Regions from separate parts of the Mus musculus genome. Here region 2 is linked to region 1. The links are chromatin loops, found by intact Hi-C in ENCODE. Cell type or tissue: heart. All regions are shown on one strand. Each heading gives the region's core, and the rest is flanking DNA. Links, peaks and the distances in the headings are about the cores only.

What was found. Hi-C counts contacts between places; a loop is a spot of excess contacts. Peaks named below come from ENCODE experiments on the same cell type or tissue, not always from the same donor. Only the 100,000 strongest peaks of a DNase experiment are listed, where the experiment ranks them.
Region 2: a loop joins it to region 1, with 2.0 times the contacts of the local background. A loop is called at or near these places in 3 of 42 quality-filtered maps.

Annotation. Positions count from the first base shown.
Region 1 is chr11:31,845,023-31,857,348 of GRCm38, forward strand. No RefSeq gene overlaps it. Among named protein-coding and RNA genes, the nearest start is that of Gm39675, 14 kb to the left of the region's middle. In heart, for the core only: no CTCF peak of the experiment used is centred there; a DNase peak (open chromatin) is centred at 6,189.
Region 2 is chr11:31,670,811-31,683,136 of GRCm38, forward strand. It overlaps Bod1 (biorientation of chromosomes in cell division 1), which reads right to left and starts at 1,052. Exons shown (of 4, transcript NM_001024919.1): 1 at 691-1,052. The coding sequence starts at 891. In heart, for the core only: a CTCF peak has its summit at 4,794 (motif pointing right); no DNase peak of the experiment used is centred there; H3K4me3 peaks cover 297 bases; H3K27ac peaks cover 559 bases.

The DNA.
Region 1 (12,326 bases), core at 1,413-9,412:
AATACTGGCTTGTTCCTTTTTAGTTTGCTGGATCCCACACTTTTCACCCCCCCCTCCTGCCTACTGACTTTGGCTGGGCACCTGCAGACTAGTGTGAGGCTGGAGAAAGATCAAAAGGAGAAGCAAGCTGATTCTCAAGGCCAGTCTCACCTTTGCTATCTCTGTGGCCTGTTCTTTCACCACTCTCCTCTACCTACCATGTACACCATCTAAACTGTCCCAAAGAGGAAGCAGTCCCAGCTCTGACATACATGATAAGCTGTGTCACTGCTCTGACATGCATGATGTGGTGCATCACAGCTCTGACATTCATGATAAGCTGTGTCACAGCTCATACATGCATGATGCGGTGCATCACAGCTCTGACATTCATGATAAGCTGTGTCACTGCTCTGACATGCATGATGTGGTGAATCACAGCTCTGACATACATGATAAGCTGTGTCACTGCTCTGACATGCATGGTGTGGTGAATCACAGCTCTGACATACATGATAAGCTGTGTCACTGCTCTGACATGCATGGTGTGGTGAATCACAGCTCTGACATACATGATAAGCTGTGTCACAGCTCATACATGCATGATGCGGTGCATCACAGCTCTGACATTCATGATAAGCTGTGTCACTGCTCTGACATGCATGGTGTGGTGCATTACAACTCTGACATACATGATAAGCTGTGTCACTGCTCTGACATACATGATACGCTGCCTCCTACTCCCATATTCTAGGTCAGGAAATGTGAGAGTTTGGGCCTGGAAGGGGACAAAGAAGGACTAGATGCTGAGCTGCCTTTAACTAGCTTCCTGCTTGGAAAGGAAGGTAAGGAGTAACCTGAGACAAGGGCTGCCCCACAGGGCTAGAGAAAGAGCTCTAAGGACTCAAAGGAAGAAGAAACACTTGTCATGCAAAGCCTTAGGTTTTAGAAAGCAGTCTGGAAATAAGACTCTCCCTGCCTGCCTCCCTATCCCAACCCCACACCACCTACCACGGTCAGGAACATGATTTTCTAGACCAGATCCAAATCTTCTTTGAATCCTTAGTAAAATAAAGCAAAAAATGATGAGCCTAGGTCTGGTCCCACCCAAGGACAAGAGCCAGACAGGCAGATATGCCCCGAGAACAACTCCCTTATCACCGCAAAGCCATTGTCTCCAAAACACAACTAACATATATGGGGAATGGGCATATATGGACCCTCATGTATCATGTATCATGTATCATGTATGTCAGAGCTATGCGTGCCTCCTCTTTGGGGCAGTGTAGACGGAGGACACAATAGGTGAGAAGATAGAGGTGAATGCAGGTTGTGTTCAACGGGGAGCCGCTTTCAGTATTTATCCTCTCTTTACAGTTTTAAAGTTGTTTGTCAGTGGTGGGAGGCAGTGCAGGCATGTGGACCACTGCTCCTCTGTGCAGGTCAAAGGACAAAGGACAACTGTTGGTTCTTCCACTAGGGATCCAACTCAGGTCCTCAGACTTCCACACTTCCACACTACTCAGACATCTTACCTGCCCCTGTTCTCTCTGTCTCTGTCTTTCTCTGTGTCTGTGACTATGTCTCTCTGTCTCTGTCTCTGTCTCTGTCTCTGTCTCTGTCTCTCTCTCTCTCTCTCTGTGTGTGTGTGTGCGCGCGTGCGCGCGCGTGATTCTTCTAAGACAGGTGGATGTCACTGGCAAATATTTTGGCAGCTCCATTTCAGATCACCCAAGGGGGATGCACTTGACAATTTCATTTCAACCATTCCTCAGAAGAAACTGCCAGCAATGTATGTGTTCTGAATTAATGGAGAAAGCCAAATGTGACATCACCAGGCTCTTGTCTCTAAAGTAGAACCAAGACCAGCGCCAGCATCCACCTTACTGGATCATCGCAAGCTCATGCCGCATAATGGGTTCTAGTTAGGCAGACACTATGAATGCTCTTGTTGGCAGTGTGCTCAGAGGAGATGAGCAGTTTGGGCATCAAAGACATTTAGACAAAAAAAATAAGTGCTAGTGTTCTCCAGCACAGGGGAGGACTGCACCTCACAACGGTCCATTGTCTGGTTTATGAATAAGTAGTGGAGAGAAGCTCAAAGGCCCCAAACAAAATAATGACAGAAAGGGAAACAGAAACTCCCTGATCAGTTCACATGGTGTGCATGTATTGAGACATCACACCACAGCCCCTAATTATGGACAACTATGTTAACTGAAATTATTTTAACTCGGTTTTAGAAAGTGGAATGACAACTGCCAGCAAGCCAGCACACTCAGTGGTAGGCTCAGAGATGCACAAAGCACGCTGCAGACTCTGGGGGACTCATTCATGCCGTCAGCCCATGCATATGCATGAAGTAACTGTTCAGTGACCAATCCAGAGACGGCTTCAGAACAGAAGAGGATGAAACATTCAATCAGGGAAGCAACCAAAAACCTTATTAAAACCCACGGTCTGCCTCTTTTGTCTTTCCGAGCCTTGGTTCCAGTGTTTATAAAAGTGAGGGTAAGATAAGTAGAGTGGTTATGAATATTAAATTAGAATACTGAGATGAGAATGGCCAGAGACAACGCTTGGAAAGTAGTAAGGGCTTAATAAATGCCACTCAGTGGGAATCTGAGGGCCACAGAAACACACACATAATAAATGCTTATTGGAATTCTATGGTATGTCAGCCTTGTGGCAGGTTCTGGGCATACGGAAACAAATAAAACATGGCATTGTGCGCTGCAGGTGCATCCCATACTTTAACTGGAAATACTTGCCCCTTTCTATCTATGGCTCCCGCAGCCATGGATTCAACCCAAGGTCAAGAATAAATAAAGAACAACAGTACTATGGCCAAACACGTATAGACTCTTCCCCATTTTTTACTTCCTAAATAATACAGTACAGTTACTATGTACGGAGCACTTACATTGCATGAGGTGCTGAGATAATCTAGACATGTACACAGGCACAAATATGTGGTTATATGTAGGTACTGCATTGTTTTATGTAAGGGACTGGAGCATGTGCAGACCTTGGTACGGGGGAGGGCTCTCCCAAATAAACTAAGGAATATCACATGCTTTATTTGTGCATATGAAACGAACACAAACAAATCCATGAAGACGAGCTGATTGTGAGGGACATAAGGGACTAGCAATCCTCTTGGGCTATCTCTTGCGTGGCCCATCAAGAGCATGGCCATTTTCAGACCCAACTCACTTTGAGTGGGTTAAGAGACTCTCATATGATATGTAAGGGACAGAAGGCAATGTCAGGCATGCCTTAGTTCCCTTTCTTCACAATACAAGAATCAGACTATTATCTCTGGGACCCCAAACTTACGCTTTGCCTGGAAATTTTCAGTTTCAAAGTAACAATAGCTTTCCTGGGTACCAATGTTCCTGAGACTTCCCCTCGGGAATTGTACCCAGACCCTTGCAGCCTGTGCGCTCTGTCTTCCTGTGCCTTGGGAGACTGCGACTTCCCCTGTAGGTCCTGGTGAAGAAAACAGGATTGAGAACTCTGATGAAATGAGGATGGCTGGGATATTTACACCCCCATCTTCTCACGTACAAGTCCACAATGTGTGGTGTGGGTCCCTCTGACAAAAGCCCTACTTCCTGCCAGGTGGCTGCCTCCAGGGTGCTCTCTATCCCTGGACCCAAAGGCCCAGGGGAGATGACCAGCCCCAGGGAATTGTACCCTGTCTCATGGGTCTCCCCTCACCTTTGGTCCACGTGAACTCTGTCCCCACGTGTGTGACAGGCGCACAGTTCCCATGGTCCATGTAAACTCTATCCCCACATACTTCTGAAGTTCTTGGTCTGAGAACAGACCTCTTCTTTATTAAACTCTCCTCACATTTTGTTTAATTTGAATGGTGCCATCTGTTTCCTCCAGGCCACTGACGGACACCTCTAGGTATCTGGCCTAGAGGCTGCTATGCCTTGTGCATATATTTTTGCTGGACTGGTGGAAAATAAGCCTGGAAATTTGGCCATTCAAATCTTCACACATCCTGTGTGCTGGTCAGCTGGGGCTGACAATTGGAGTTGTTTTTCTTCCCACCTCTTAGGAAAAGCTCTCAGGTCTGTTCTCAGACCAAGAACTTCAGAGGTATGTGGGGATAGAGTTCACATGGACCATGACCTGTCACTCATGGTGTTTCACAGGACTCCATAGCATCATACCCGCTAAGCTCCCAGGGGAACAGCCAGCACTCACTAAGGAGTTTGGATCCTTTCTTCTTCCATAGTTGCCTGGTTTCATTTCCCAAGGACTCCATGGATGCTGCTCTAAATAGCTGTTAGGCTCTGTAGCCTCTTTTTTTGTTTATACTTCAGCAATGTGTAGAAATGTCATTCTTATTTTTTAAAAATCTCCTACTCGTGCCAAGCACCTCAAACCATAGAGAAGACAGTGGTCATTGGCATGGTAAGGAGTCTAATTATCCACTTACTAACTTTTGGGTTGAGCCAGTTTCTTAACCTACCTATTAATGCCTCTATTTCCTTGTGTGTAAAATTGCATATATTACCTATCCTTAGATTTGCTAAGAAGAATCAATGGGTAAGATTTGAGAGGCGCCGATGCATATGGGTGAGTATACCCATTGTTCCAGTTCATCCCTATGACAGTCCTGGAAACATAGGAGACTGCCACAACTTTGCAACTTTCTGATGAAGCTTGGTTCCTACAGGCTGTTACTGAGGAGATGTTATGTGACCAAACTCAAGCATCAGAGTGTAAACTATATATTAGCAATGGCTGCTGGGTATTAGGTCATTACCATGTACCAGGAACCACGATAAGCACTTCATATGCAGTGTCCTGATTTCAGGTCAAAATGATTCCACAGAGAACCTGAGAACCCAAGGGTTAAGTTTCGTGCATAGGACCATGCAGAGAAAGGGCCTCCAGTGGAACTGCAGCCTAGTCTCTTGACCCAGGCTACCATGCTTTTAACTACCAGGAAAAGACAGAACCCACCAGGCCCCTCCACTTCAGGGATCCTCGGAAGTTGTCTCTGTAGTATAAACTACCATAAACCAGGTTGGCTTTCTGCTGTGACAGTGAGAAGCACAGCTTAGTGCTGAGGCTGGCAAGTGCAGCATCTGATGTAATCTGCTCTAGTATGGAATGTGCAATGGCTCACATTAAAACGAAAGATGGAGAAATAGCAGGAGCACAGGGATGTCTAGAGCTTTACCAGCTGAAAAGTGACAGTTGACACCAGCAAAGCTGATCACAACAGCCACCAAATGGAGACATGAGAGAGCCCTAACTATCCAGGCCATGGTGTCCCCAGCCTGCAGAGCAAGGAAGATGGGTGCTCTGACAAGGGCCATTCAGGCTCCCATGGCTAGACCCAGCTGTACAAGCAGCATCCCTGCCTTAGAGGAGCCCACCCAGAGAACAGCAGTTGTAGTACAGTCACCCTTTCAGTGTTCTGTTACTCCTGGCTCTGTCTGAGCTTGTAGCATGAAGCAGAACAGGGAGAGTCCGCATTTCCCCTTTAAGAAGGTTCAGTCACTATCCTAGCTTTCTTCCTGCTGCTGTGACAAGCCAGAGCAACTCAGCAGGAGGAAGGATTTATGTGGCTTCCACATCTAGGTCACAGTCTGTCACTGAAGGCAGACAGGGCAGGGACATGAGGCAAAAATGATAGAAGAATATTGCTTGCTGCCTCATTCACCAGCTCAGGCTTAGCTAGACTTCTAAGACATCGCAGAATCACTTGCCCAGGAAATGGCATCTTCCACAGTGACCTGGGTCAGTCTACAGCCATTACCTATTAAGACAATTTTTCACAGACAAACCCAAAGACCAACACGATCAAGAAAACTGCTTGTCTGAAAGTCCTTTCTAAGGCGATTCTAGGCTGTCAAGTTGGCATTTAGTGCTAACCAGGACACTCCGGTGGAGAAGGCGAAAAGTATTTGGAAAAGATGTGGTTTAGTCAGTTACAACACGAATATGGAGCAACTGTGGGTCAAACGTAATATGAAAGAGACCAAGATGAGGATAAAAATATAGGGCACCCGGGACAGAACACCGATGGGACCTTGAAAAAAGCAGTACCATGATAGCGGGGCTGGACTTTTGTTAAAACTAGCTCAACTGTGTATTGAAGCCTTCTGGTCCAAGGGACTTCCAAGACAGGCAGGGCAGTCTGGATTCCTCATCTGGCTCCTCCCCCGGAACTGGCTTTTAGCCAGGGCCACATGACTCTTCCCCTGGGAATGACAATTGGATTAGCAATAGAGATCAGCTGACCATTCATAATCTCACTGGAAGTGATACCTCCAACAGAACTGGGACTTCTCTTCTTCCTCTTTGTTCCCCTTTAAAATCTACACTACTATAGCCCAAGTGCCCCAAGTAAAGCTTAACACTCGCAGGTGCTCTTTCTGCATGTTTCAGGCCAAAGCGCTCTCTAAAGAGAGAGCTGAGGTTCCTTTAACCCAGGAGTCCATGGGTGCCCGTGCTGTGTAAAACAGATGGAAACCGTCTGAGGGACAAGGAGGAGAAGAAGGAGAAGGATGGAGGTCACGACAGGCTTCTAAAACACCTTTCAATACTCTTTTCTCCTTAAGCTAGCGTTCAGGTGTCTCGATATTTAAAACCACATAGCAATGCCCCACTGAAATGCCTTTCTCAAAGGAACTGAAGAGAATTCTGTGAACTCTAAGTGTTTTTAGCTGAGTGCACTTGGGGGCCCTAGGGACAACTTCAGTGTTTTTCCCCAGATACCTTGTCTGACCTGCCTCACAAGACAGGCACAGGAAGGTAGCAAGGATGCCAGCTCCAGAGTCTAACAGCCTGCTTCCAATCTTGGTTCATCTCAGACACCCTGCAGCTAGAGACAGCTAATGCAACTGTGTTGAGTTTCAAATCCTTCCTAACAAATGGAGGCTGAAGCTGCACCCATTCTGCAAGTGATCTTGGGAAAAGAAAAACACTGTGGACATGCTGGTACTGGATACTGTATGAAGACACCGAACAAGCAGGGCTTCTCCTTTCTCCCACCTTTCTTTGAAGGTGCTCACGGTGTACCACATGTCTCTTGCTCCTGAATGATTGTTTTACAGACAGATCCATGCACTCTGTGATCTCTAGTAATGACAATAATAAGAGGCCTGTGGCCTCTCTAAGTCAGAGACACTGCCTAGTTCATTGTGTAATTCTTCCTTCTTCTTCTTCCCGCTTGGGCTGCTGCCAGCCAGAACCTGTGGAGCTGGCATTTCTGCTCTTCCACTAGCTCGGGGACTTAGTTTCTCATCCCTCCAGGAATCATGTGGGGGTAAGGAAGGAAGTAAAGGGGGTGGAAAAACTCTTAATTGGTTGGTACTGTCAAAGGTTGGCTTTGTCCTCTCAGAGGCTGGCAGGTGCTTTCAATTAACATTCTCCTTCCCAGATGAGCTGTACAGTTTCTGGAGGCAGCCTTCCCTGGGCACCTGTGATACTAGCTCTGTTAATGTGGGCAGGTTTCTCATTTGGCTAGCCCTTCTCATTTCCCAACATGGCCTCTCCATTCAGGTATTTCCTCCTAGACAAGGTAAGTTCCTCCTAGATCCTAGGCTGGCATTGCTATTGCTGCTCTAAATATGATGTTCCTTCTTCCCCTCCTTTACTTGTCAACAATATGGGTCACACCCCTACTTCTTCCATGCTGCCACCAGCCACTGTATCTTCCATAAGCAGGGACAAGACTCAACCCCATCTCATACCTCAGTTGCAAGCCACAGAGCTCTCCCAGACCCTCCCTGGACCAAAGCTGAACAAAAGAATATATTCCTTCAGTAGAAGTCTTCATATATCCACCCCTAGTCACCAACACTCCAATTCAAGCTTTGAGAAGTTTGTCACTGGCTTTTATACTATACTTTAAAAATTCTACATTTGCTCAGCTTTCCTCAGCTAGATGCAAAGTGTAGCAGCCATGGATCTCTAGGTCTCCTATGGGTCAAGGAGCTCTACTGATTCTGAGGCTATCCCAAGAGGCCTGCCTGAAGAGGCAACAGCAAGGGAGACGCACAGGGGAACTTCCTTGAAGTGTATGGAGTCAGTTTGTACGAGGCTGGAGCTGGATCAGAGAACTGGCCAAGGAAGGCCTTATGTTTTTCACACATTACCTTCTCAGCCACCCACATTGGTGGACTCACAGACCAGAGCTGCAAAGTCTCAATAATTAAAAGGACATAGGAAAGAGCAAGAGTTTTGCCCCACCCCCTTTTCTGAACCCAAACCCAACTAAACACAAAACACTTATATGCAATGCTCATATGCTTTTAGCATTTTCATAGAGAAGGTTGAGATTACTTGTATCAGATTTTGAGAGGCAGATGGTAGGGGAAGGTATGTACAAAGATGGCTTGACAACCTATGAGCATTTCTTCAAAGGGTGAAAAGACAGCAGGTCTTTTCCTGGCATGTCTTTAATACCTGCTAGCCTCCATTCCTGAGCTAGCTAGCTACAGTACCATGAGATAATCAACCCCTTCCCACTTTCCAGAGGCACCAATTCCAGTGAGAAAAGCTAACAGAAATCCAAGGCAACATTGTAATGATTGATATGGTCTAGAGCCACATGGTGACATCACAGTTATCCAAGGAAGCACTTATTTAACAGTGATCCCACAAGGGTAATAGAGCACTTGAAAAAAATCCTTGTTGGTTCAAATGAAGTGCGCCTACTGTGTGTCTGTGATGCTGCAGACATAACACTAGTAGGTAGTACATTTGGTTATGGACAGTACCTAGTTCTTGATTGCATACCACCACCAGTAATTTATTTACTATTCATTTGTCACTATTTTAGAGTCTGCTCTGGTACTTATAAAACAAGAATTTACTCTAAATGTGTGCTGTTACCTCAGTAGCAACCATATACTTCATATTTGTCTCACAGCATCAAAAAGATCACACCAAGAACTTGACCTGAACCTACAGGTACATTTCCCAGAATATCCTGCATCCCTGCTGTGGGCACACAGAGTGGGGTGAGCTCTGAGGTGATCTTCCAGTGTTTCATGACTGGTACTGACTGACCAGGCTGAAGACTGCCTGCCCATGAGAATAGACTGCAGCTCAGTGCTGACAGAAGCCGTTTCACGAAGGACTGATGCTCGTGGCCAGTCATGACTTGTGTGCTCACTCTCCAGACCTACTTTGAATAGGAGCTGCGCTTGCTAAAGAACCTGCAAAGACAGAGGACACCGGGCCTATTAGGGGAATGCTCAGGACCTCTTCTGTTTTGACCCATTACAGCTAAATGCAGCCAGGAGATCTTAGTCGAATTTACAAAAGAATAAAAAGTGACTGAAAGAGGAGAAAGTGTCATAGAGAGCCACAGCGGAGGAGGCTGAACAGCAACAATGTAGCAGTGTATGGTGTGTGCCATACATTGTATGATTCCATCCTGCCTGCCATGGCAAGAACAGCAGCCAGGATTACAGATGTGAAGCCATGTGGGATGCCTACACTAGTCCCTGCCATATATTCTTACATAGGGATTTGTCTTATGCAGAGAGAATATCAGCTTGTACAGACAAAATCTCTTGTAGAGACCCAAATCTCTTCTCTTAGCCCATATTCCCAGTGTAGCAAGGCAACTCAGTTTAGGTGAATTGGGCACAGAAAGAAACAAAGTCTTTTGGTTTATGTGTATGATTTGCATACAGCGTCCACTATGTCACATGGGTTTCAAAGATACCACAATGAATGTGGGCCAGCTGTGGGAATCTAACAACCCTTACTATGCCCTGAGCACCCAATATGAAAGATAGGACCCTTTGAGAGGTGATTTTGGTAATTTGCAAGGCAGTCAAAGCTGTCTTTGGAAGGTAACAGACTCAATAATTGCAACTGTGTTGTCTGTAGCCTGTGGGTCAAAGGATCTTGGCAGTAATCTTGATGTGTTGGGTGCCCTGTGGTCTTCTGATTCTCAGTGGCCAAAACGTCCAACTTTTATCTAAAATCTCGTATTTTTTCTAGCTCTGAGAACATAATCGCATATAATAAATGGCTTCCTGGTTTTGTAGATGCTATTCCCAGGCTCTCTCCACAATTCTGGCATTTCTGTAATTAGCCTTCAGATCCCAGAAAAGGCTCTGTAGCAGTCCAGGAGCTCTGAGGGTGGGCCCTTCCCCCTGACAGCCTGTGCATTCAGCCCACAGAAAGCAGCCACTGCAGGATGCAGCTCTCTGAAGTACACCAGCCTCATGAGGCACCAACATTTTAACTTGTGCAAATGTTGCCTTGTACAGCAAACAGAAAAGGAAAGCAAAGCAAACTGGTAGCTACTCCACGTGTTTCTCTTGAACAGAACTGATTAATATTTTCCTTCAAATGACGGATGCATTGACATGTAGAAAACCAGATTTGTGTGCATTCATTAACTTTGAAGCATAGTCTGGTACTAATTATTTTTAACTAACTAATCAGAACATTTCATTCATAAATCAGGATTTATCAGTATAGTACATGAAAGGAGAGAACATATTATTATTTTAATTTGGTTAATACGCAGAATTACACTGTATATGGAATCACCTGCTGTAGCAGCAGCTGGAACCACCAGTGGCTGTGACTGAGAACAATGGCTTCCAGTACCAGCAGCTCAGGGCTGGACATGTAGTTTGCAACCTGACCTTTGATGTACATGCACTCCCCCAAAGCTACAGTCTCCTGTTACTTCTAGAACCAGTTACATTTGCTTTGGTGGTGGCAAGTGTGGGGAGTGGTGGCAGTGAGAAAGGGTCTCCCTTCCTCTCCCATCTGCTTGCTCATTTCCCTCCCCTTTTTCTCTCTCCCTCTCCCTCCCATCTCTTGCCTCCAGATACTGACAAGAAGAAGGCCCGAGGGAAATGCAGCTCAATGGCAAGAACATATTTATAATGCATGCCATTTCTTGCACCAAAAGTTAGGTGCAAGGACCACTAGTTGCATTTCTAGCACCCACATCTGGTGGCCACTGTCATACGAAACCCCAGCTACAGGGGTATATGACTCCTCTGCCTTTGTGGGCACTGGTACTCACATGTACGTACATACATGCATACATGCATGCATGCACACACACATGCCCCTCCACACACACACAGAGAGAGAGAGAGAGAGAGAGAGAGGGAGAGAGAGAGAGAGAGAGAGAGAGAGAAAATTAAAAATAAAATAAAATTTGAACTAGGTATAGTGGCTTGAGCCTTTAATCTCAGCACTTGGGAGGCAGAAGCAGGCAGATCTGATTTTGAGGCCAGACTGGTCTACAGAACAAGTTCCAGGACAGTTGTGGCTACATGGAGAAACCCTATAACAACAACAAAAAAATGAACTTAAAATAAAGATATTTTTAAAACTTAATGATTGCAACTCAATTACATTAATAAGGGATTCCACACTAATCTACTGACTCTTCCCATACTGTGCCTGGTCATCACGCAGCCCGTCTGCTCTGCAAGCCAGCTCCCTGCTCTTATGTCCTCCCACAGCATTTCACTCATGGATGTGTCCTCTCACAGTCTGATTTGAAGACCAATCCGGACCTCGGGGTTATGTAGTCTGTAAGGTGTCTGGGTTACCTCCCCAGGCCCTCTACACATGCTGTTTACTTCAGAACTGGGGTCTGCATGGCTCCCTCACCAAGACAAGAGAACTTCTTTGGCCTCACCTAGCAATGAAGAGTGGTGGCTAGTAGGGATCACTATGGCCTTTCTGTGACACACTGAAGCTAGGTCCAGTCATGTTCTTTCTGTCCAGTTCTGAAACCAGACTGCTGAGGTCTCTAGCCTGGGGACATCCTGCTGTAGCACATTCTAGACATAGGCTTTGCCTTTGTGTTTTAAAAGAGGACAACTCCTCGTATGTTTTCTGGCTGGTTTGAAACTCTTCACTAAGAAGCTCTTTTTAAATTGTGGAATGCACGTTCACTGAAGAAGATTCAGAAGGACAGAAACCTATCTTCTTGAGAGCTTGTTCTAGCAGGGGGGTGCAGCTACTCAAATACCTTTGACCGAAGACCGGTCCTCCTTTATTTGGGGAAGGTTGTCCTCTTCGACTGAGCGCACGGCTTTGGGAGGGACGCGCGTGTAGCGGTGAGGGAGGAAGGAGATATTAGCCTAGCCAGCCAGATCAGCAGAATCAACCCTGGCAGATCACCCTCACATCCGAAATCTATCTTATTTAAGTCTGAAAAGAGATATGGCTAAGAATGGAGATGCATACTTTTAACCCCTGCACTGAGGAATCAGAGGCTGACAGGTCCTTCTGAGTCTAAGGCCAGCCTGGTCTATATAGAGAGATTCAGGACAGCCATATGTAAAGAGACCCTATCTCAAAAATAGATAGATAGA
Region 2 (12,326 bases), core at 1,663-9,662, 170 kb before region 1:
CCTCAAACAAGTCTGCAAATGATTCAGCTGGGGAAAGGGACTATTAACGTGCAGTCCCATCCAGCCAGTGCTAAAAATCACCTCCCAGGTGAACAAGGGAACGGGTGGAGCTTCTAAAGTACTCTACCTTTCCCATGGGTTGTAAAACACAAGTTTCTTGGGTATGGAGTGGGTATACGTGTGCAGCCATTAAAGAATCCTCAAGTTCAGAAAAGCGAAAGAACTATAAATAAATAAATAAATGAATAGATAGATAGATAGATAGATAGATAGATAGATAGATAGATAGATTGATTGATTGATTGATTTAAAAATCACAGCTGGTAAGGGCTCCAGTGTCGGGTGTGCACCACTCAGAAGATAGATAGATAGATAGATAGATAGATAGATAGATAGATAGATAGATAGATAGATAGATAGATAGATAGATAGATAGATAGATAGATAGATAGATAGATAGATAGATAGATAGATAGATAGATAGATAGATAGATTGATTGATTGATTGATTTAAAAATCACAGCTGGTAAGGGCTCCGGTGTCGGGTGTGCACCACTCAGAAGATACCGGTAGTGCCCCGAGCAGCGCGTCCCTGCCAGGCTCTCGAGGTGCCTTTTGTTTTACTCCGGGCTCTGGCACGTCAAAGCAACTGGATGGTCCGCCCCCCTTGGTCCCCCGAGGCTCAGGTACCTTAGTGTCCACGTCGGCCAGGCAGTCCCGGCGGAAGCTGTCAAACAGCCCACGGCTCTTGAGCTGCTCCACTATGAGAGCGATGAGCTGCGGGTCTCCCGGAGGCAGCGAAGCGGGATTGACAGGGCCGCCGGCCCCACTCGAGCCCCCGGACGGTCCCGAAGCCTGGCCCGCCGCGCCTGCTCCCGCACCGTCCGCCATGGCCGCACCCCGCGCCCGCGCCGGGCCCCGCGCTCCGCTGCTCCTCCGGGAGCCGCGGGCAGAGCTGCGCAGACACGGAGGGGCCCACGGAGGCGGCGGCGACGGAGGCGGCAGGGTGGGAGGCGGCGGGGACCAAGGCGCTCCCCGCTCGCCGCGCTGCCGGCGCTCGTCTAATGGCGTCACCGACGGCCTTTGCATTGTGGGACGGTTGGTTTCCTGGAGCCATCACCTATGTTCTTATAGCCCGTGTCTGGCCGTTAGAAACTACAACTCCCGGCAGGCTGTTGGCTCGCTCGCGCTAGTTTGCGGGACAGCTTGGGCATTGTAGGCTCAGAACCTACCCAGTCACGGCAGCCCTCCCAAATCAGACCTCCGGGTCACCTGCAGAACTGATTAAAAGATTACGAGTGTATCCTTTAACGACTGTGATTCAGCAGCTCTGTATTTATGCCTGGCAGCCTGTGCTTTTGACAGTCGCTCCATTCCCACGATCCCCTTAAATAATGTGATCTGGGAGATTTGGTTAACAATGGGTTAATCTTATTGTTTTGACAAAATTAATTTTTACTTTTTGTGTGGCAGGGAGGGGCGGTGGAGCGTGCGACAGCACATATGTGGAGGTCAGAGGACTACTTGGGACACACTGGTCTCTCCTGTGATGTAAGTGGTGGGATCGAACACGTATCCTCCAGCTCAGTGGCAAGTGCCTATACCCTCTCAAGCTCTCTAACCTGCCTACTAATCAAACTTCTGTTCAAAAGTTTGTACCCTTCTGCCTGATTAATAGCAATGCAGATTCATTTTACGAACTCGTAAAATAACAAGAAGAAAATAAAAACTGCTGTTAAGTCTTTTTTGCATGTGTGGATTTTCGCCTTAGCATTAAATATTGTCAGCATTACTAATAGTAGATCCAGTAAGTAGAATGAATTAGATGTAATAGTGCTGCACTCTTTAAATACGTTCACAACTACCTGAAAGCTGGCACTACTATTTCTTTGTGCAGATGCAGAAATAGAAGAACAGAAATAATTACCGTGGTCATATATATACCTAGATGAAGTATAGTAGGTGCTGTGGTCCAGTGTTTAACCTAACATATCCACGGTCCTGATAGCTAGCTGTCATTTTACAACAAGTAAAATACCCTAGCTTTTACACCCACAAGTCTGCACTGAATTCCCCACTGTTGCCCCTATTAGAAAAAAAAGTTTGGATTGCTAAGAGAGACCATCATTTCAGCTAAGTGTCTGGATGAGGCAAACTTTACTTGATCAAGAGGCTTGCTGGGGCAGGAAAGGGCAGGGGAGGGAACACACCTAGACAGGAAGTGCATTTGGTTTTTATTCTGAGGAAGGTGAATCCTGTCTTTTCTCAGTTGGCTAGGGTCCAACATAACAATCTTACTCAGTTATCTGAAAAGAATTTGTGCATAAGAAGTAGAGGAGGAAGGGGAAAGAGGTCACTGCACCAAGGAGAAAAGGCCATCAAATTCCTTTGTGTAAATAAAAAATGTCCACGGGATTCTAACATTTGCAGGTCTTACAAAGTGAGGGAGGAAAAAAAAACTTAATTTCTTCTTCTAAACACAAATTTTATATATTTTATAGGAGAGATCATATTTGATTTTTTTTTTCAAGACAGGGTTTCTCTGTTTAACTACCCTGGCAGTCTTAGAACTCGCTTTGTAGACTAGGCTGGTCTTGAACTCACAGAGATCCGCCTGCTTCTGCCTCCCAAGTGCTGGGCTAAAAGGTGTGTGCCACCATGCCTGGACAGTTTTGATTTCTTAGGTGCTTCTGTCCTCTTTGTTTCTTGGCTGATCATCAACTCATCAACTTCCCCAGCTCTCAGAACTACATCTGCTGTGGTTCCTCCTCGTCACCCATGACAACTGAAAAAGATGTGGATAACATTTACAGTGCCCTTGGCTCCGGGGAAGATGCACAGTAGGCAGTGATCCAAGATGCTCTCACCCAACATTTGCTACCCAAGAGAACTGAAATTAGAGCACAAAACAAGTAGCCACTCTCAGTTCATACTTCTTAGCAACAGCTCAGCCAGTCGCAAGGTTAAGCTGATCACAATGTGTCATGACAGCTTGCAACCCTTTGGGACATCTCAAGTCTGTTTCTACTACTGACCCATGCTGACCTCTCATGTCTGGCTCTGAGGGAGTCCTATTAGAGAGTTCAACCCTGGCCCCTCCTGGAGGGAGGGCTGGAGGCAGGGTGCCCTTCTTATAGGTTGCATTTTAGGCACACCATATCTTATTCTTTCCTCACAAAATCTTTTTTTGGTCCCCGGTCTAATTTTGTCTATTGTTGAGCTAAGTTCTTAAAGCAATTGTTGTAACTGGAAGTGAATAATTTATAGGCTGATTGGCCATCTGCACCCCGATGCCCCCAACCACACCCAGAGTATAATCTTCAAAGTAGAAACCACAACTGTTTGTTTTGACTTTGGTGCTTAGCACAATACTTGGCTAAAAGTCCCTGTCCCTTTCCTACTTGTAGAATAGCGCAACCATCCTGACAGGAATGAAGCTATGCTAAAGAGCCTTGAGCTGTGCCCTTTTGACTATCAGAATATTGAGCCAGTAGTCCCTAGTAAATCTAATGGGCTCTCTCTGAAGAAGCTCATGCTAGTAGAGGGAGTATTTAAAGTCTGGTACCAGCCAGCTGGAAAGCTTGTCGCTTGGAACAAGATTCCACACCATTCCGACAACTTTGATGGCCACTTTGCAGGAGACCATATGAACAACTTGACCAGCTTAGTAATTATGCATACCTCTCTTTTTTTTTTTTTTTCCTTTTTGGTTTTTCGAGACGGGTTCTCTGTGTAGCCCTGGCTGTCCTGGAACTCACTTTGTAGACCAGGCTGGCCTCAAACTCAGAAATCCACCTGCCTCGGCCTCCTGAGTGCTGGGATTAAAGGTGTGCACCACCACACCCGGCCATACCTCTTAATCTCAACCTCATGTTAGGTCTCTGGAAGGCAGACTTGGTGCCGTCATTAGGCCTCTCTCCACATGACCACATTGACTAGATCTCTTTCTCTGCTTTTCCAACATGTCTCATTGGTTGGCTGTTTAGAGGTCAGTGAGTGGATGAACCTGGCTTGTTAGGATTGTCATGGCCCAGGCTCTGACTTTAGCAACTCCATTAACTGTCTGATCAGAGTATACGTAGATAAGAATATATTTTAGTCCCTTTCTTAGTTGGGCTTTTATTGTTGTGAAGAGACACCATGACCAGAGCATGTCTTCTAAAGGAAAATATTTCACTGGGGCTGGCTTAGAGTTCAGAGGCTTAATCCATTATCATCATGGCAGGAAGCATGGAGGCATGCAGGCAGACATGGTGCTGGAGAAGGAACTGAGAGTTCTAAATCGAATCAGCAGCCAACAAGAAGAAACATTGAGAGAATAGGTCAGGCTTGAGCATCTGAGACCTCAAAACCCACCCCCAGTGACGCACTTCCTCCAACAAAGCCACTCCTACTCCAACAAGGCCACACCTACTAATAGTGCCACTCCCTATGAGCCTATGGGTCCGTTTTCTTCAAATCAACACAGTCACCACCTTCAGGAAGTCCTAGTATAGCAGTAAATGCTGAGGTGATCTGCCATAGTCTAATAGGAAAGTGATGCTGGACCAGGTTTACAGTCCAGTATTTCACCAATGTTGGGCCCTGTGTGTTGGCTCTTGGAACTCTGGTCCATGACAAGGTGCAGCTCCTGATGCCCTGTATGCTTGCTTTTATAACTGCTATAACCTGGACCTGTTGAGGATTGAAACTAAGGATGAAAGTGATCAAATTATGGGAAATTATTAATTATTATTAATCTAAGACTTGCTAAGGGAAACCAAAAATGCCACCACAAAACATGTACAATAATGACCATCAGAGGGCACTGTTGCTGCATTTATAGCCCAGAGCATTTCAAACCAGGCAGTACTGTTTTTAACTTTGGTCTTGGTAGTAATGTAGTTTCTGGTGGCCTTTAGAAAACTGCTGGTAAGTCTTAGTCTTAAAACTTTTCAAGGATAGAGATTTAGGCACGATGCAGACCTAGCATGTGCAGGGTCTGGGTCCAATCTCCAGCACGGAAACAGACAACACCCCTTTTCTGACTAGTTGCCCCAAACTCAGTGAACTTATGCATATTAGATATTAGGATATTTACATGAGAATAGTCAAAGCCTATGAGAAGGTGGAACCTGCACAAGCCTAAGTCTAGATCTTTCAGAAACTGGAAAATGGGATTGGTGGCTTTCCCAGGATTGTGTGAAAGAATAGAGAATCCATGGGCTTTTCACATCAGGGGGCTCTAGACTGGATTCTGACATCAGCTCATGGTGATAGGTCTTTGAGAAACTGTCAGAGCCAATTCTCCAGGATAGTAGAGAGGCTCTGCAGCCATGGCAATCCTGTTAGCAATATTTCAGATCCTTAGCACATATGTGATAACATAGTGCCGTCCTGGACTTACGCTTTGCTTAGGGGGTTCTTGGACTGACCTCCACCTTCCCCACGAGCTCCAAAGTCCACTAAGCAGGAACTGTGTTCACCGTTGCATCCAAGCTCCCAGTAAATGGGATGGAAGAACAGAAAGAATGAGCGAGTGAATGGGAAATTTACTCTTTTAAATATAAGATATGAGTTTGGATAATGCCTAAATGTCAGTATTTGGAATAGGTGGGTGCAGTCTTGGGACTTGTCTATGGCATATCACTGAACTGGTCTACGAGGCTGGACTAGGAGAAAGCTCAGAGGAGAGAATTGGGTTATTTTGGTATGACTTTTTCTTCTCCCAGCATGAGATTCCTGAAGCTATTCTGATTTCTTTGGGGTTCGTTGTTTCAATAGTCTGGTAGCCAGACTGAGGGACACAGTGTCTCTAGGATATTTTCATTTCTGGCAGGCTGGTTACAGGAACACAGAAGTCATCCTTTACCAGTGAAGGCAGGAAGCCATGCTCCTGTAAGCACAGGAGAGTAACAGTCATCTGTCTCCATGAAAGCAGCTCTGCAGCTGGCGACCATAACACAACCCCACATGGCTTCCACAGGACAGGTTTAGCTCTGGCTCAGAGAGTCAGGAGGCAAGTAGTCCTGAGCTGACCAGCAGCCTTCTCCTGTTCTCTGTCATCTAAGATGGTTGCCTGAGTGTCCTGGCCCAGAGAGGCTGCAAGGCAGGCTGGGAAATGTAGTCTTTAGACTTTTTGTTCCAGAAGATTGTTAAAAATTGGGTTCAAATTATTTAGGACAAATTAGCAAATGCGCATTGGGAGGAAATGAGTCCAGTGGACTTTATCTCCAGAATTACTGGGGACCTTTCTGGACTGGGTATTGATGTTTTGAAACTAGCGTTTAGTCCTTTGGTCATTGAGCAAGATGTGACATTTGTCACACTCAGTCATTTAAAAAGTGTCAACATGAAAATCTGAGGGAAAGACATGGGACCAGAAGGGCCCTGTGGGTGTGAGGCTCCTCAAAGGGCAAACAGGTCCTCCCTCAGTGTCCTGCCCACATGCTATCTGTCACTAACATGCTCTCTGTCCTAAAATGCTGTCACTGTAACAGAATACCTTAGGCTAGGAGAGTTATAAAGAATAAAGTGTGGTGTAACGTGAATACATAAATAAATGAAAAAAAGAAGAATAGGATGTGTCGTAGCTCACTATTCTGCCCCAAAGGCCTACAAATCCTCCACATCCCAACCCCCACTGTTTCTCAGACAGCTGCAAGCAGAGGGGTTTTCGCAGAGGGAACCTAGTGCCCCTGAATAAAGTGTCTGTTTCTGTAGGAGACCACATGTGCTGACGGTGCCTGTGGTAAAAGCTAGACTGCCTAAGTGCGCTCTGCAGGCTGGGCTCAGTTCTGGCTCAGCTTGTTCTTGGCCCCATGAGAAGTTCTTGCTGGATCTACATTGCTGTTTCTTCCATATGGAGTTTGAGCTTACTGCTCTGAGGATAGCTAGATGCATGTGTTTTCTTGGGTTGCATATAGAGTTAGGAGTCCCAGAACCTCAACACGAATATAAAACCCAGCTCTTGTCTTCATTTCAGTGGCTTTTCCTGCTAGCTACCCCCTTGCCAGGTAGCCTAAGACAGCAGTTTCTATGTGGTACACACACTACTGCAACCCTGTCTAGCTGCTAGTCCCAGTTTGCTGGTCGACCTGAGGCAGCCTGCACTTGCTCACCCCAAGGCAGGCCTGCACAGCTGCTTCTGGCCAGGTGATGTGTGTTACTTCTAGGTACGAACCTTTGATTGCCCACAGGGTTGTATACAGATTGGCAGTTCTCCCCTCTCGCCTCCCAGCAGCCTCACAGTACCGTCTAATTAAGCTTGTCTATGCAGTGCTCTTAGTCACAAGTGATGGTGCATAGCGGTTAATCAGCCCGAGCCTCTTCATTAAGGATAACCTTGAAATGAGCCCTCAGCTGTCCCTGACACACTGCAGGAACAGGATAGAACTTCTGTATGGTTTCAAGCCACTGAGCTTCTGTGTGTTGGTGTGGTTGGTTCGTTTTGTTACAATTACATTACCCAACCCAACCTGATTGTCATTTGTCTTCAACTTAGCTGGGTGGTCTTTCAACATCCTTCCAATTTGGGAGGAATTCTCCACTCTTAGAGAGGGGAGGAACCTTCCTACAGATGGTAGAAATGCCGGATACCCACTTTCCCAGCATCCTTTGCAGTTCTGGTGTGGCAGGGGTCAGCGCCACAGCTACAGTGGCATAGCATTGCTGGTGTGAGCCCGTGAAGAGCTCCTGCTGTGGGTCTGGCTCATCACTCTTCTCCGTCAGCCATCCTCGCTATCAATTCTGGGAGCCAGTGGGTGCTTTCCGTAAATTTCCTTTCACCTTGAGTCACCAGCAGCCCATTTACATTGATATGACCAAGAGCCTTAAATAGATAGCTGCATTAACCAACTGGAGGGGAGGCTGACCAGAGGCAGCAGTGAAGCAGGAGTGGAGGAAGGGACTGTCAATCTGAGATGGCTCCCTCTTCCTCTGGGACTCTTCTTTAGGAGCAGCATTGCATAATCAGCTCCAAGTAAGACCAGAGGTCTGCTCAACCTTTGCACACATGGGCTTCCTTTTTCTTTTCTTTTTTCTTTTTTTAAATTAGAGAACCATAAAGCAAAGCTGCAGCACAAATCTACCACGTTATTACCCCGGGTTCCATTATCCAAGACCCCGAGAGAACACCAGAAATTATGGCTAGTCCCTACATAATACGTCTGCAGTATTTCATTCTTGTAGATCCTTACAAGCAGTCTCTCAGCTTCTCTTTGGCACAACTGAATTGCCAGCTCCTTATCCTTAAGCCTTGGTTAAGTAACGGTCCGTGCAACAGAGGCAACTGATATCACACAGTGGATCTGATGGCTGTGTCAGCTGCTAAGTGGGTAGGCAGTGCATACTATGTGGACACGTTGGACTGACAGAAGCGTCTATCTCCAGCTGAGATAGAGTGGCCATTGCAGGAATGCATCACTCTGCTCAGAACATGGCTAATTTATTTCTGCAACTTTGTATTTAAGTTTTAGGCATTGCAACTGATTGTTGTCCACTTAAATTGTGAGTAGAGGGATACAATGGTGTAAGTGCTAACTTCTAAGGGTATATTCAACTGGAAAATCACAGTTAGCACGACAACTCACGATGAACAAAACCAGATGTGTTCCTGTCGTTTACCTCCTTGAGGGCCACAGAGAAGTGCCCATAGTTGAGATCCATCTGTGTCTCTACTTAAGACTAGAGGCCCCAGTTTAAGGCCATTGAAGACTCAGAGGAGCGTGGTAAAAACTGAAGTCTCCAGGTGGGGAAGAAACTTTGATTTGGCTCACAATGTGCAAGAGGGCGGGGCTGCTGCTCTGGAGTCTGGGATTGGTCTTTATGCTGCAGCCTAGGCTGTGACTCAGTGGTGGAGCCATACTGTAATCCAAGTTTGCAAAACTGAACAGAAAATAGGTCAAGGAACCGACCCCCTCTCCCAATACACACACACACACACACACACACACACGCACACGCACACGCGCAATGAATCCTCATTCCCTCCTGAGAAAGGCACACACCCCTCCCCCACCTTGGAAGGCCCCCTTCTCCTCTGCTTTCTCGACCATCTAAAACACTTGACTAAGGAACAGGGGAAAATTGCTGAATTGATCTTTTAAAGTAACACGGATCCCAACCAAAGAAGTTTGAAAGCCCAGAACTTTCTCATCTAAGTGGCTGCCAATGTCCCACCCGCCCGGAGGCGCTCCCTTGTTCTCGCCAGCTCTGCCCCAGATTCATGGGCTGTTTTCAGAATCGTTGGCAATTTTCTCTGCATTGTCCTGACAATCCTTGGCAATGAAATTTAAAAGCTACTTAATGAATCTTGTGACAGAAAAATCTGGAAGAGGGGGCTCCTTCCTGAGGTCCGGAATGCCACCGGCCTGACAATGGGATCAGAGAGCGCGCGCACTCCGGACTTAACGATTGAAATTTCCTGTGTACTCAGCTTAAACTGCTGAGCGGGCACATGACCCCACAGTAGCGCCCTGGCCCCTCAACTGGGTCTGGTGCACTGACCTGCAGGGTTAGGGAGTTGGAATTGGGGAGAGGAAGTGACTCCAAGCTGGGGCAGACTCTAGGAGGTCATCCCACCGACTGGCCTTATGCCTGCCCCAAATGCATAACCGAAGAGCTTTAAGAAATCTCTAAATGAAGAATTTTAATTAGCCTTAATTAAGAAGAAACTTTCTGGAAAAGTGTTGTGGTGTTTAAAAATATCAAATATAATCTTTCCTATCAAGTACTATAAAACTTGTGTTTAGGACAAGGAATTACGACCTCTTTGTTTCCCTACCTGGTAAAACTTGCAGGAAAGGCCCATTGCTCTATTCTAGGGATTTGATGGCCTGGAGCAGTGACCCCTCCCCCTTCCTCCTCCATTTCCTAGATACATACTCTTTTCAGACTAACAAACTAAATAAGATTGTGACATCAGATCCCAGCCAATACCTTTAATCCCAGCACTCTGGAGGCAGAGGCAGGTGGATCCCTGTGAGTTTGAGGCAACATAGTATACACAGTGAGTTCTAGGACAAGGACAGCCAGAGCTACATAGTGAGACCCTGTTTCAAACAAAAGAACTAAACTAAATAGTAAGGCTTGTCCAGACACTTAATTGAAATGGTGGTCTGTTCTTTATGATCCTGAGATTATTACCATGAATGTGGTGGTATGGATTTGTTTGTTTGTTTGTTTGTTTGTTTAGTGTAGACGAGGCCTCTGTCTGCACGAATTCCTGTGGGTCAGAAGAGGGCATCAGATCCCTTGTACGTGGCTGTGAGATGCCATGTGGATGCTGGGAATTGAATGTAGGGCCTTTGGAAAAACAGCCAGTGCTCTTGACCACTGAGCCATCTCTCCAGCCTCACCCGGCGTCTCTTAGTGTCCCAGCCTTTGACCTTAGAACCCACACTTACTGGAGGACCAACAAGATTTATTTATTTATTTATTTATTAAGTAGCTAGAAAGGAACAGGCTAAATTGCATGCACCTGTCTCCCCTAGGGCCCTGACCACACTGCTTAGCTTCCCTGAATGGCCTCCTTACGTATAGAATTGTCATGTGACTTCTCAGGGTTTGGGTGGTAGGTACAGCAAGATCTTGTATATAAAGTCATATAGTCAGAGCTTAGTCTCCCACAACACTTGACTTGGTAGTGATTGGTCCTTGGGAAGCTGTGAACTCTACACTCAACCGAATGTGTGTAACCACCCACAAACTCACTCATGCATACCTATCCAGTGCCTGGCATGCACTGCCCTGTGCACAGAGCTTGCCCCGAAAGGAAGAGTGGTATAGTTGTCTTAGTTAGGGTTTTACTGCTGTGAACAGATACCATGACCAAGGCAAGTCTTATAAAGGACAATATTTAGTTGAGGCTGGGTTATAGGTTCAGAAGTTCAGTCCATTATCATCAAAGCTAGAGCTTGGCAGCATCCAGGCAGGCATGGTACAGGAGAAGCTGAGAGTTCTATGTCTTTATCTGAAGGCTGCTAGCAGAATACTGGCTTCCAGGCAGCTAGGATGAGAGTATTAAAGCCCACACCCACAGTGACACACCTACTCCAACAGGGCCACACCTTCCAATAGTGCCACTCCCTGGGCTGAGCACATACAAACCATCAGTCTTCCTCCTTGGAGTTTTCCAGTCAGCAGCAACCCCAATGCCAACAAGCCAAGTCCACTTCAACGTTGTGCCAGGGAGATAAACAGATGCACAGATGCATCTGGAAAGGCCTCTCCTGGGAGGTGCCATGGGAGCTGGGACCTAAATAACAAGATACTGGCCACACTGGGCCCTGAGGGAAAGGTCCCAAGGAAAGTAGCCACAGTACTGCCCATCCTGGAGGACCCGCCCTTACAAGTGACCTCTTCAATAAAGGCCCCTATCAACTTGACACAAAGCTAGAAATACTTGGGAAGAGGGACTCTCGACTGAGGAATCGCCTGCATCAGATGGGGCTGTGGACACACCTATGGGACGTTTCCTTGATTTCTAATTTATGTAGGTCCCAGCCCACTGTGGGCAGTGCTAACTCTTGGCAGGTAGGCATGAATTGTATGAAAAGGGTAACTGAGCCAGTATGCTGGCACTTTTATGCCAACTTGACCCAAGCTAGGGCCATTTTAGAACATTGAGAAATTTCAATTGAGAAAATGCCTCCCACCCAATTAATTGGCTTGTGGGCAAGCCTGTGGTATACTTTCTTGATTAATATGAGAGGATTCAATTCACTGTGCATGGGTGGTGTCACCCCTGAGATGGTGGTCCTGAGTGCTAAGATAAAGCAGGCTGAGAAACTCATGAGGAGCAAGCCTGACAGCAGCCTCATCATGGCCTCTGTGTCAGCTCCCGCCTCAGTTCCTGCCCTGTGTGAGTCCTGCCCTGACGTCCTCCAGCAATGGAGGATGATCTGAGAGCTGTACGCTGAAATAAATCCTTTCCTCTCCACGTTGTTTACAGTCATGGTCAGTTTCTATGAGTAATAGAAACCCTAAGACAGCAAACCAGAGAGAGCAAGCCAGTGAGCAGTGTTTCTACGTTGATTTCTGCTTCAGGCTCCTGCCTAGAGCTTCCACCCTGACCTCCCTTGATGATGGACCATAACCTGTAAGAAGAAACACATTCCTCCCCAAGTTGTTTTTGGTCCTTGTTTTTTTTTTTTTTTTTTTTTTAATCACATCAACAGGAGAAACCAAACCAGGATAGCCCCACTTCTAAAATCATAAACAGACGGACTTGGAGAATGTTTCCAACATATGAATTCTGGGTTCACAGTCAAACCATAGCAGTAGGTGACTCCCCAACCTTCAGCCATGCATTTCTGGAGGCTAATCTCTCCTGTTGCCTTCTGAGA